Linked DNA regions of Homo sapiens: region 1 is linked to region 2. Evidence: chromatin loops called from intact Hi-C (ENCODE). Cell type or tissue: A673. All regions are shown on one strand. Each heading gives the region's core, and the rest is flanking DNA. Links, peaks and the distances in the headings are about the cores only.

The links. A loop is a pair of places that touch in the nucleus more often than their neighbours do. Peaks named below come from ENCODE experiments on the same cell type or tissue, not always from the same donor. Only the 100,000 strongest peaks of a DNase experiment are listed, where the experiment ranks them.
Region 1: a loop joins it to region 2, with 1.9 times the contacts of the local background. A loop is called at or near these places in 3 of 110 quality-filtered maps.

What each region holds. Positions count from the first base shown.
Region 1 is chr9:28,818,188-28,824,953 of GRCh38, reverse strand. The region is part of intron 2 of LINGO2 (leucine rich repeat and Ig domain containing 2); the gene reads left to right. Among named protein-coding and RNA genes, the nearest start is that of MIR876, 42 kb to the left of the region's middle. RefSeq lists an enhancer at 3,673-4,244. In A673, for the core only: a CTCF peak has its summit at 4,064; a DNase peak (open chromatin) is centred at 3,943; H3K4me3 peaks cover 346 bases; H3K27ac peaks cover 1,923 bases.
Region 2 is chr9:28,770,763-28,777,528 of GRCh38, reverse strand. All of the region lies in intron 2 of LINGO2 (leucine rich repeat and Ig domain containing 2), which reads left to right. Among named protein-coding and RNA genes, the nearest start is that of MIR876, 90 kb to the left of the region's middle. RefSeq lists an enhancer at 1,891-2,390. In A673, for the core only: a CTCF peak has its summit at 2,905 (motif pointing left); a DNase peak (open chromatin) is centred at 2,868; H3K4me3 peaks cover 399 bases; H3K27ac peaks cover 498 bases.

The DNA.
Region 1 (6,766 bases), core at 1,791-5,790, 47 kb before region 2:
GTCATTAAGAAGATTTTATTTTCTTTGAAAACTAAAGAAAAGAAGAGGAGATCAAGTTTTTGCTTAAGGTCATACTACAAGTTAGTCCAGCCTACTGATTTAACACCAGTCTTGTGACTTTAGATCCTTTCTTCAACTCATGGTAAACATCTGATACTGCACAAAGCTTTAAAGGTATTTTCTGCTGCATTCATACTGGGTCTTGTGATGAGAGCCACATATCTAATATTGAAATTAGTCACATTTAACACAGGGCTAGGAAAGGCATGGTATGCATGTCAAGTTGCTTTTTCTACTCTGGTGAAAGACATCATTAATCAGTCTTTCCTGCTGAGTCTGGATGCTGCCTTGTAGCCTTTTTCTGCATATTACTCCAGGCAACCACTACTAATAAATCAGAGTTTTCTGAAACTTGAAACTGATTTGCCATTCTGACACTAGAGTCTTGAAGTGATGCATGTGCTCTGGTACAAAACTCAGTAAAATGACATGCCTAATTTCTAGTCCCTCAGGATAGCTCTTCCTTGTCCCGCATCTGAGGCTGATTAACTTCTTGAGCATCAGGTCACACTTGTTAAATTTGCCCTAATCATGTGCCTACTAATTGGGCTTATCTCTTGGTTCCTAGCACTAAGGCCCTACTTTTTACTCAGGGTCTAGAAACAGATATTCTATCTTGTTCCACACTCCTGAAGTTCTGTTTATAATCCACTTCCTTCAAGCTAGAGTTTTGCCTTAAGTTCTCCCCCTATATTCCCAGAGACTAGAGTCCAGTTCTTGTTGTCCAGTTTCTATGACTTTTGTCAGTTATTACCGTGAAACAAACCACCTTCAAACTTCACAGGCATGAGCGAATAACAAGTACTAACTATTTGCATAAATTTACAATTTTAGTGTAACTTTTCAGGAATTGCTTTACTCTGTTCCATGTGATACCAACTTTTTTTTTCTGTTTCTTTGGTTTAGTTTGTATGTATATATTTTTCCTGATTACCAGTTAAATACAGAGGTTTTAATTTCTTAGTTTAATAACTAAGGGCTATACACTGAAGTCAATATATATACCTGACATTTCAGCCTAAGTCAGTCAATATACACACCTGAGAACAATGAGACTGTACAGCTTATCATATACTAGAGGGCCTTTTAAAAAATAACAACAAAGCAGTGTCTACAGATTTTAAGCTTCATCTTGTACACTGACAATCCACTTTCAAGATAAGTCATTCAGGTGGTTGACAGTTCAGTGCCGCCTTTGTCTAGGAGCTAATCCAGGGCTATGTATGGGCTGGGGCTTCAGTTCCTCTGTACATGGGCCTCTCCAAGGCATCTTAGGCTTTCTCACAGCATGATGGATAGATTCCAAAAACAAGTGCTCCAAGAGTGCATCCATTCTTTTGACTAATCTCAGAGCCACTTCTGCCATACTCTTGTGATCAAAGCAGTCACAAAGGCCAACCCAGGTTCAGAGATAGTACCATAGATTTTACCTTTTGAAGGAGGAGTTACAAAGTCCTAAAAGAGCTACATATCTGGAGATACGTTATGGTAATCTTCGGAAAAACCTTTTGATATATTGACCTATAAAACCTTTTAATATATTGACCTCCTTCCTGCTGCTGGATTTCTAGGAACCATCTGCCTAGATGTCCATTTAGTGGCCCACTGTCATAGTTTGTAATGTTGCTTCCATAATATATCCTTTTATTTATAATTCCCCCTACTGCTAACATTTGACACACTCCAGGAAGGTCCTATCATCAAGAAATCCTGAAAAATAAGGTGAGTGGGAGAAAGAAAGCATGTTTTATAGAGCCAAATGGACCTGATTTCAAATCCTGGCTTAATAACTGAACTCTGAGAAATTTACCTCTCTCAGTCCCAATTTACTTTTCTATCAAGTGAGTACAATACAATTCCAACTCATTGATATGAGAATTAAGCATGTTAATATAGTAACAGGTTTATTTAATAGTCCAAAAGCTGCTGGGTATTAACATAAAAAAGTATATTTTTTATTCAGTTGTCACTTTGAACTGTGTTCTGTTTCAGCCTGTTCCTTTTCTATACCCAGTGCCATCTCTGGATTTTAATTTTTTCAGTATGTATTAGTCAGGGTTCTCTGGAGGGACAGAACTAATAGGATAGATAAATATATAAAGGGGAGTTTATTAAGTATTCATTCACATAACCTCAAGGTCCTAAGAAAGGCCGTCTGCAACCTGAGGAGGAAGAAGAGCCAGTCGGAGTCCCAAAACTGAAGAACTTGGAGTCTGACGTTTGAGGGCAGGAAGCATCCAGCACAGGAGAAAGATGTAGGCTGGGAGGCTAGGCCAGTCTAGTCTTTTCACATTTTTCTGCCTGTTTTATATTCTAGCCATGCTGGCAGCTGCTTAGATGGTGTCCGCCCAGATTAAAGGCAGATCTGCCTTTCCCAGCCCATTGACTCAAATGTTAATCTCCTTTGGCAACACCCTCACAGACATCCCCAGGATCAATACTTTGCATCCTTCAATCCATTCAAGCTGATACTCTGTATTGACCATCATACATTGCTTGCATTTCTGGTTACTTAAAGTTATTAAAAATTTATGACAGTTAAAACTTCCATATTGTGATCAGTTTAGCATGTCCTCTTCCTCGTAGTGCAGGCCAGGTTTATGTCTTGAGAAACTTGAAGTATGCAGAGGGTATAGTTTGCTTTTTATTCGGCCTCCATTCATCACCTGTAGGTAGAGTTAGAGGAATGTTAACTTTGGTTGAGTATGCTTTGGTGTGAGATTCTTCTCTTTTCCCCTTTTCTGGGATTTCTTGGCTTCCATGGGACTGGAGGGCATAAGGACCTTGGGAGATAAGAAAATAAAGAGTTCGGCCACCTATGAGTCATTTAGAAGTATCTCTGGGCTTGCTCTGACCAGGCTGGTTTTGTCTGCTGCTTCAGGTCTCTGTTGATGGTAGGTTTGATTTTAGAAGAGACAGTATCCAGGTTCACCTTGACTCCTTCTGTCAGTGAAGACCCCTTAGAGAGGCACAGCATTGTCTCCCACTCTCCAACAGTCTATGCACATCTCTGGAGTGATTATTACCTTGACGGGCCTTTGACCACCTGGATAATTCTAAACTACTGCTCTTTCCCGTATCCTCTATACTTCATGTGGAACCAGAAGAAGCACTGAGGGCATCGTGGAACAGGAATGGGAACGTCCTCCCATCTTTTGCTGCCCAAGCACCTTATCCCACACATGGTTTCTTTACTCTGTGGTATGGGCTGCCAGAGCAAGTATACCCAGTTTAGTAATTTATTGTTATGAAGCCAGCACCAGGCCTATTGTTCTCTAACTCCAGGCTTTGCCCAAGTACTTTTTCACAACGTTCTGTTTTGATGGCAGCATTGAGGTAGGACTGTTGCAGCTACAGCTGGAGGCATCTAGTTCCAAGGCTGAGGTTATCACTTGCTCATTTTTGCAAATTTCCGTGATCTGTATGAATAAATTCCTAAGGGCCTTCTCTATTACTTGCCTTTGTTGGGGTGAGCATCCCACCAGGAGGAACATTATTGCTACTTCCCTTGCTCATTTGTTTTTATAATCTTTCAGCCCAGCTTTTGTTTAGTCCTTTATTTCCTACTCCTTCTGTTGGAAACTCCCAGGAAACAAAGCAGCACAGTTTCAGCAGGCTTTCACAGAAGCAACAACATTCTATCAGAGTCTAACAAGAATTAAATATAACCGGAGGACCCTCCAAGATATGCCCCTAGTCAGTGCACCCTGTGTGATGCTCACTTTGTTCGCAAGGGCTATGTAGCCAGCATGATGTTTTAGGAACTTATTTATTTTTCCCAACAATGGATGTAAAGGATTTCCTGCTCCTATTTAAGTTAGATACTAACAACTTCCTTAGAGATGCTGGGCATGTTAAAATTCTAGCTGTGAAAGCAGCAGTGAAGGAAGCTGTGCATTGTTAATCCTTCCTGTGACAGAAACATCAAAAAGCAAGCCTTGAAGGCTCATTTATGAGGATGGTGTTTCCTCCACCCTTTACCAAGTGTGTGTGTGGGTATGGGGTGCCCCTCCTGGCAAGCCTGTAAAGCTGCGGGAACTGTGACTGCTGCTATTTTCGAAGCAAATTGATTATTGGCCTTCACTGAATATTCACAGCTCTATTAGCCAAAACCCCCACTGTTTCTAAGGGAGTAAAAACTGGGTAGACTTCTAACTTTCTGTGCCCACTCTGTGCCTTAACAATGGCCCCAGGACTGCTACTTTAAACTGAATTTAGAATGAGAGATCCATTATATTTTCCTGTTTATATTTGTGAATTATGTTTGCCAGTTTTTTTGCAAATTGTTTTTAAAGTGGCCTGCCCTCAATTTTAAAATCTTTGTGCTCTGGACATATATAATGAACTTCATTCCAGGTAGAACTGAAACCAGCTTCCTATCCTTCTGACCTTGACTGATGCTTGACATACGTCAATGTATGGGATTACATGACATGTTGCTTTTTAAAGCTGTTATACTGCTTGCATCTTTTTCATCATTTTAGTGGAGATTTAGAATGTTGTATTCCGTTAGCCTAAGGTTTCTAAGGCCATTTTTGTCATCTTTTTTCTGTTGAAAATTCTCTAAAGGGTCTCTAATAGCTTGCTCAGTGGGTGACACACGTGGTCTTCTATAGTCTTGCTCCTAGGCCTATTTTTTTTTTTTTTCATCTTTTCTCCAGCACGTGCCCTTTCCTTAGGAAACTCTCATTCCAGTACCATATAATGCTCAGGAAAAAACTCATTTTGGTAATATATTACTTACTGGTTTCACTGTTTTTAAATGTTTCATGAGATTTAGTCTTACCTGTTCTTAGACATCCTGGTTAAAATGAGTGATAAATTAACATCAACATGGTCCCTGTACATATCCCTGTAGATGAATAATCTAAAAATGTCCAGGAAATTAGAATTAATTTATTCAAAGCAGAATACGACCATTTGATTCAGAGGGTGGGGGATTTTGGTGAGGAGGAGTGGTAGGTGTGGGTGGGCAGGTTATATATGTATGCTCCTCCCCTTCACTGATAAAAGGAGAGTTTACCAAGAGTAGAAGAGACAATAAATGGGATATGTGGTTTCTATAGCCCAGGAAGCTGCTATGGAAACTTCATAAACTCACAAGGAAACTGTGAATTTGGACACTGACTTAATGGTCAGCACCAAGGCAAGTAGTTTCTCATGACGTGCTCTGCCACAGGACCTGCTTGGCCTGTGATTAGGTAATAGTGATACAAAGTTAGAGAACATGTCTTCCTCATTAGGCCCTTGCAGTCTAGTGAAAAACACAAAACACCACAATATAATAGCTGTTTGAGTGGTGAACTCTGGTAGACACTCCAGGATTCAGAATAAGTAGACATGATCTCAAGGAAACTCCTACCAACTAGGAGGGAAAAGAAATTCATACAAATAAATATAACACAATTTAAGATTTGGCATGTGGAATAGTGGTAGAATATGCCAATATGCCATATCAGATGTTATACAATGAAACTTTTTTTATAAATGCTTGTGGATGCATAGAGGAAGAGATATAGCTGCCAACTTGGGAGGGGAGGGGAAGAAGGATGATGGGTGGAGATTAGAGAAAGCTTCACAAAAATAGTGAGATTTGAGCCAGACTCCAAGACTGAAAAGAATTGGATGAAAGGGTATAACAGGAAGAGGATCAACAAGAGCAAGAGCGAGGAGGTTGACAAGTATATCCCCTGCTTTCAATGGTGGTGAGTGTGCTGTGATGATAGCCTGATTATGGAAGGGAAGCTCTGATGGATAAGACTGAGAACAGGCTGCTGAGGACCTTTAATTAGTCATGCTGAAGGATTTGGGGCTTCTCAAAGAATGATGAGAGCAGTCTAAAGATGGATCTATCATCTGAAAACCTTCCTCAGGTAGAAAAAAAACAACAAAACTATGTATTTATGTGCTTAGCAACTGTTTTAGCTTTCTTATTGTGAATGGTTAAAGATTTAATGTGATTGGTTTTGAAGAAAACAAACAAAACACTCCAGAATTAGTAAGAGTGTTTTTCAGGTTTAAAGTTTTTTTTTTAGTTTGTTAATAGTTTACACCCTGTGAATAATGTGAGAGCTCTATCTTTTTACACTGCCATTCAAAGTGCAAATTAGAAAGTTTATCTCCTTAAGGTTTGAGCTTGAAAACTGATAATTACAGATTCCCAGGAGAAACAGTTAACTTCCTGTAAAATGATAAAAGAATGAGTTGAGGCCAGGCACAGTGGCTCATGCCTGTAATCCCAGCACTTTGGGAGGCTGAGGCAGGTGGATCACCTGAGGTCAGGAGTTCGAGACCAACCTGGCCAAGATGGTGAAACCTTGTCTCTAATAAAAATACAAAAATTAGCTGAATGTGGTTGCGGGCATCTGTAATTCCCAGCTGCCAGGGAAGCTGAGGCAGGAGAATTGCTTGAACCCAGGAGGTAGAGGTTGCAGTGAGCCTAGATTGTACCATTGCACTCCAGCCTGGGTGACAAGAGCAAGACTTCATCTCAAAAACAAACAAATAAAAAGAATGAGTTGATGCCTCTAGAAGGAAAAGTTAATATGGTAGGTTAATTAAATTCCCTTTTCTCCAAAGAAAGAATTTTTCTTGAGCCATCAGCTACTGTCTAGGACCCGTACTTTAGAAATGTCTGATTTAGAGCAGGTCACCTGTGCTTTTAGACTAGCACCTAATACTCTGAGCACTGACTCAGACCCAACTA
Region 2 (6,766 bases), core at 1,325-5,324:
TGAGCTACAGAAAACTTTGTTTTTCCCAATACCTGATCTTGTATCGCCTCATATCTCTTTTATCGTCACTTGAGCTGTTGCTCCAGCTTTCAACAGCTTAGAAAACAGAATGGGAATTTTAGTGCCTAGAATGTAAACTGGTGGTTGAGTATCTTAAAATAGGACCCTGCCTACTTTTCTTCAGTTTTAGAGGTATTGTTTCAAGTTTCTATGCCTCCCTTTCTTCTGAAATAATGATTGTTTTTATTCAGTCTCAATTGTTCAACATGCATATAATTCATCAAATATTTACTGAGTGTATTAATCCCTTTTTACATTGCTAGAAGAGCTACCCGAGACTGGGTCATTTATGAAGAAAAGAGGTTTAATTGACTCACAGTTCCACAGACTGTAGAGAAGCATGATTGGGAGGCCTCAGGAAATTTACAATCATGGCGGAAGGGGAGGGGAAGAAAGCGCGTCTCACCAAGGCAGAGCAAGTGGGAGAGGGAGCAAAGGGGGACGTGCCACACACTTTTAAACAACCAGATCTCGTGAGAACTCACTATCATGAGAACAGCAAGGGGGAAATCCAAGGGGAAATCATCACCTCCCGCCAGGCCACTCCTACAATTTGACAAGAGATTTGGGCAGGGACACAAATCCAAACCATATTATGGAGTAACTTCTGTCTGACAAGTTGACTGAAAAAAAAAAAAGAGGCAGCTGTGTGACTGGGGTTCTATATACTCTATACTTCCTCTGTTCTGACACAAATCTCACTCATCGTTATTGCTTATTTACTTGACCAGTGGTGTTCTTTGACTTACAATAACCTTTGAAAAGGAAAGACAGTGTCTGTTTAGTTCATCATTGTATTTTCTGTGCTTAACATGGTACCTGGTATGCATCGTGCCCTTAACAATTTTTGTGGAATAGAGAGAGGGAGAATGCATGAAAGGAAACAGCTCCAGCATGGTTACCAGCTCATAATATTTTTTCTTTTGAGAAGATACTCTAGGGAAGGATTATAGCTACTGGTTAAATTAGTAATATTTGAATATTGAATTTGAGTAAACTTTCTGCATTGTTAGTTTTCATTATTTAGTTTTTGCATAATTCTAAAGGACAGGCAGAACAATTAAATGGCCATTTCTAGAGTTACAATTTAGAGTCAGTTATTTTGATTCAAAATGTCTGTAAAATAAAGCTTTTGTTCATTTGATTCATGGGCTAGCACATTAAAGTATAAGAAGGCAGAAAGAAAAAGAGAGAAAAAAATTGTGATAGCCTCCTTTTGGCTACTGTTTCTCATCTTTCACCACTTAAGTGGTCGTTCAACCATTCTCCTATCCTAAGGATCACTAAAGCTCACTGTTTCCTCACTGAAGCCAGGGGCTTATTCAAGAGTTAGATTTTGACTTATAACAAAAGTATTCCATAAACTGACTTTTTCAGGATCCTCAAAACCATGTTGTTAATAAACAAACCTACTCTTTCTTTGATGAACCCATCAAACACACACTCTGAGTGCTTGCCATGAGCCAGGGACTGGTGACATGAAAATTGCTGATTTCTGCCCTCAAGCACTTCAAATGTCCTTCTGGATTTTGAAGCAAAGGAGAAGATATATGATGTTACAATTTTTTTCATTATTCTCATTAAAGATGTCACCACTAGGGTCTCAAGGCATAACCAACTAGGTTTTCCAAACAAAGAGTGAACGAACAAAGTATATTTTCCCCAAATTTAGAAAATATCATAATATTTCAGAATGGCCAATAGTTTTGCATGGAGAATAAACTAAGAAGTACAAATCATTATCAGTATGCACATTTCTTAAAATTACATCTTTAATAGTTCTTAGCAGATGTCAATCATGAAATTCTTCTTCTCAGGCAGGACTCATGTAAGTTCATTGAACATTAGACTTATAATATTTAAGGCCCCATAGTCCAGTGATCTTACTTAATGTTCAGGAAGTTTGAGGCCCAAAAAGATATGTATTCTTTCCCATGGCATCTAGAACATAATTGACCAGGGAACTATGTGACTTCCAAACCATGCTGGTATTTAAAGAAGCCATTGGACCTTTTAGAAAATTATCAGGCAGGCCATGCACTCTAAAGATTCAGTACCTATGCACAGATAGTTTCCACTATCTTTGGGGCTCAGAAACCTGGCTCAGATAGCAGTGAGATTCACAAATGGAAAGAATCCCTGTTTGAAGGGAGTGAACCAATGATGTGCTTCTCCAAAATCAAGTGGTGGTACAACTGTGTAATGTAGGGAGCAGCTTTAGAAAATGGGTGGCTTTTCACAACCAAAACACCGGGACCTTTCCTGTGCTAAGAAACAGAGAATCCAGAGTTCGGCTCAGCAGTCAGTGACTGCCAAGCAAAGCTTCTCCTCTAAGGCACAACTCATAACTCTGTTTTGCCTCCTATGCTCACTTTGGCAGCATCACCAGCAATATCCGCACACACATTATTGGTCACTCCCCTCCCCTTCTTCCAGTTGACTCTGTTAACATGTTTATTGCCAGGCATACTAAAAAAGCAAAGCTTTGACAAACAATTTACTTATTCGACGATTTGTTCCTGTGTGGTCTTTGAAATGCAAAACACATAAACAGTCAAGTTTAAGGTCCAGCGCTTTCATTTTGGTTAAATATATACAGCTGTTAAAATAGGGGAAACATTAATTTTCCTTATTATTAATTTGATTTGAAAAACCCACAATTTTGTTGATTCCCACTGAAAAAATTGAACTTTGCAATACTTTGTGTTATAATGTAGATATTCCTGAACGTAATTTACTTTGATCCTTTACCACTACATATTGGATTGTAAATTAGCTATCCTCCCTGTGGATTTAGAAGTGCAGTCACTGTATCTGTAATCTGGTTTTAGCGACCTCTAGTGCCAGAAAAGTTTAATTGCTCTGCTTTTTTTTTTAAGTTCAGAGCTGACAAGATATCTTTTAAATCATGCACATCAGTGACATCACATATATAAAATGAGAATATACCAATCACATTTTTCTATAATGTGTGTGTGTATATATATGTGTGTGAAATGTGTATAGGCATGGGCATATGTATGTACAATAATTCTAATATTTGCCTTGCAAACAAGCATGAGATTTTTGTTGGATACGTTTTGGCAATGGCCAAAAAAAATTCAACTAACAAAAAATGCAAAACATGTATTTCATTCCAGGAGGAATCCTCTTTCTTTTTTGCTATTCAGTGAACCGTTTTAGGAGGTCTTATATAAACTTATACTAGCATAGCTTACATATGTACCTTATATTGTGTAGAAAACTATTATAAGAATAGAAACTTGAACCTCCTGAACAGCTCATGCTCTATTATTGAAATTAAAATCAAAAGAGAAAGCTCAAGTTTCTTGCTGTTTAAAGTGTTTTAAATCTTGCCTTTACAAAAAGTGAGATGCTAAAGTAAGTGTGTGTGTGTGTGTGTGTGTGTGTGTGTGTGTGTGTGTGTATCAAAAAGAAAATGACATTTGGCCCACATACCTAAAATTTCTTTTAACATATCAAAAAAGTTTAACCTTGCTTATATTTACAAAAATACCAATTCCTCAGTTATATTATTTTATAAATTTCAAGGTAAACTGAATTTCCTTTATAATAAGTATTCATAGTCTTGCAGCACGATGTAGCGTGAGTTTCACAGGACTCCTGAGGACTGAAAAACATCCACATTTAAAGGAGTTTTTATTTAATTCTTCATATTTTACCCTCTCTCCAGTTGAATTACCCTTTCCACAAGCCTGCTCTCCACATCTAATTTTGGTGATTCAAGCATTTGCCATGAGTTTTCATTGAGAGCAAAATATCATCTTACTATTTGGTCAAACAGTGAATAATCAATAGTATTGTACAAACAAGCAGCATGAATAATAGATAAACCTAAAAGCTTAGAGATGCAGGTTTCCTGCAGTGGGATTTGGAAGGAATTATTCAGTATGCAGCCCACCATTTAATGGGGGGAAATGTTGACGTTTCAGCACACTAGTAGCAGAATCATCATCATCATCACCATCATCCCACTAATTTTTTTCCTTATATAAATAGTACACAGTACCCCTCACCATACATAAATAGCTATCCTTCAAACACTACAACTTTGTATGTAAGTCACTTTTTTTTTTTTTTTCTGAGATGGAGTCTTGCTCTGTCGCCCAGGCTGGAGTGCAGTGGCACGATCTCAGCTCACTGCAAACTCTGCCTCCTGGGTTCACGCCATTCTCCTGCCTCAGCCTCCTGAGTAGCTGCGACTACAGGCGCCCGCCACTACACCCGGCTAATTTTTTGTATTTTTAGTAGAGACAGGGTTTCACTGTGTTAGCCAGGACAGTCTCGATCTCCTGACGTCGTGATCCACCCGTCTCAGCCTCCCAGAGTGCTGAGATTTCAGGTGTGAGCCACCGCGCCCGGCCGTATGTAGGTCACTTTTGTTGCCTTACATTTGTGTCTAACCTAACTGAGCATTTCACTTTTATGTGATTATTATTTTTCATGACATTTTCTCACTCCATCTCTCAAGGCAACGTGATACTATGGAATGAGTTTAGAATCAAAAGGTTTGAATTCTAGCTCCATTTCAGTGATGTGCTGTTGTGGACAAATTGGATTAAGCTGGTGTGAGTTTGTGTTGTAGATTGATAGTATTGCCATCTTAAGTATATTACTTAACTACTGGAGCTTCAGAACTCCTCCTTCACTATTTGTATTTATCTCTATGGGCTGCAGTTTTAAAGTTAACTTTTTTTCTTCAAGTATCATATGGAAAGGTGTATCCAGAGTGCTGCTGTCTTGCTTACAAAGCCTATCCCTCTTAAGCAAGGGAACATATAGTACTGAAGTACAAAAAAGAGAGTTAAAGAAAATGTAAGGCCTAGAAGAAATAAGGTATGCTTTCAGCTTCAGCGGACAATTTTCAAGAGCCATTTAGTAATATCAATAACTGCCTAGAGCATGGTTTTCCATTCATTTACTGAAGAATTGCTAAGCTGGGGTCTCATTTTACTGGTTATTCGTGTGTGCTCACAAGTAGCCAAAAGTGATGCTGCTGTTATGTACATGCAACTGGTCTTCAGTGGATAGCTGCAGAATTTCCTTTCTGGGAAGGCTGAATTTCAAAAAGGATGTTACTAATAGTAAAGATGACAGAGAGAAGGAAGCCAAAGAACTGCACAGTGCCTCCAGAGCCATATATTTTTAGTATATTACCTGAGACCGCGGTCTGACTGGATTTTCTAGGGTGAGAAACTGGATTTAATCAATTACTCAAAGGTCACTTACTTATAATAATCAATCTTGCAAGACACAGATGTATAAACCAACTGCCAATTTATTAACTTACAAATGCGCTACAGGGATTCCATATTTGTTATGTAAGGCATCTCATTCTTCATATCTAGATGTTCGGGGAAAAATAATTCATTTACTCATTCATTCAGTGAATATTTATTGTTGAACGTGTCTTCAGAGCACTGTGCTAGGTATTTCAGATGAAGTAGTGAACAGGGTAGATATACTCCTTGTCTTCCTACGGCATTCAGTTATTCCATGAGTGTAGATAAATAAAAAGATAATGTCAATAAAATGTGATAAATGCTGTGATATGTTAAAAAATGAGAGATTTTGCCCAGCTATTCATGTTTACAAAAAAAGATCTATACTGAGACATATTCTAGGGAGATTTCTGAATTCTAAAGATCAAATCTAATAGTAATGATAATAATAAAGCATCTTTCCTAATAGCCAATCTTTCCTAAATGTCTGCTCTGTGCTATATGCTGCTCATCACTTTAAATGCATGATTGAACTTCACAACATTCTGAATATTAGATATTTTATTATTCCCCTTTAATTGATGAGAAAACTAAGGATTAGAGAGATTAACTAAATTCTCTTGTTCACAAAATTCACAAATGGTTTTACTGGGACTCTGACTAATGTCCAATTAATTCCAAACCTTATACTACCTTCTCTGAATCTCTCTCTCTCTCTCACACACACACACACACACACACACACACACACACACACACACACACACACACACCAAATAGGAAAGAAAAGAAAGGAGAAAGGAGACAGGGGGAGAATTTCAGTCACAGAAAGACATACCCAGATCAACATCAGATTTCTTATTGAAATAGTAAATTCTAGAGGAAAACAGAGCAATGTTGCAAGATCTTTTAGCAGCATTTCTTTCAATTGAAGTTATTTCCACCAAAAAAAAAAAAGCTCTTTGTTCATTTTATGTTTATTCCCATTGATTGTGATTTATGAAGTTGATCTTTTAATGAAACTGGTGCTCAGATGTGGGATCTTACGACTGACCTATATAAGCTGATTACAGGAGTTGAAGGGAAACCTTTAAAGTGTAGATTAAAAGGGAGTAAATCTCAAACAGTGTTTCCCTTTAAGAGGAGACCAGTAGGTAGTTAGACAATTTGTAAGACTTGGGGATAAGATAAGGTTGATAACAAATGGCCTTGAGCACTTGGCTAATGAGAACACTTAGAGTTAAGTGATCCTTGTCTATGCCTAAATCAAGGTCTGTTAGTTTTGCCATTAAGCCAGGATGATTTTGAATACGTAGATCCATAGTAAAGGAAGGTGATGCTAATGACAAAATTCTGTCCTTCTTTTGGTCTGACCAACAGTGACTTCCTGGAACATCTACCAATTTTTTCCTTGTTAAATTCATACTAAGAAATAACAATTAATACTTTCATCCCTCATCCAT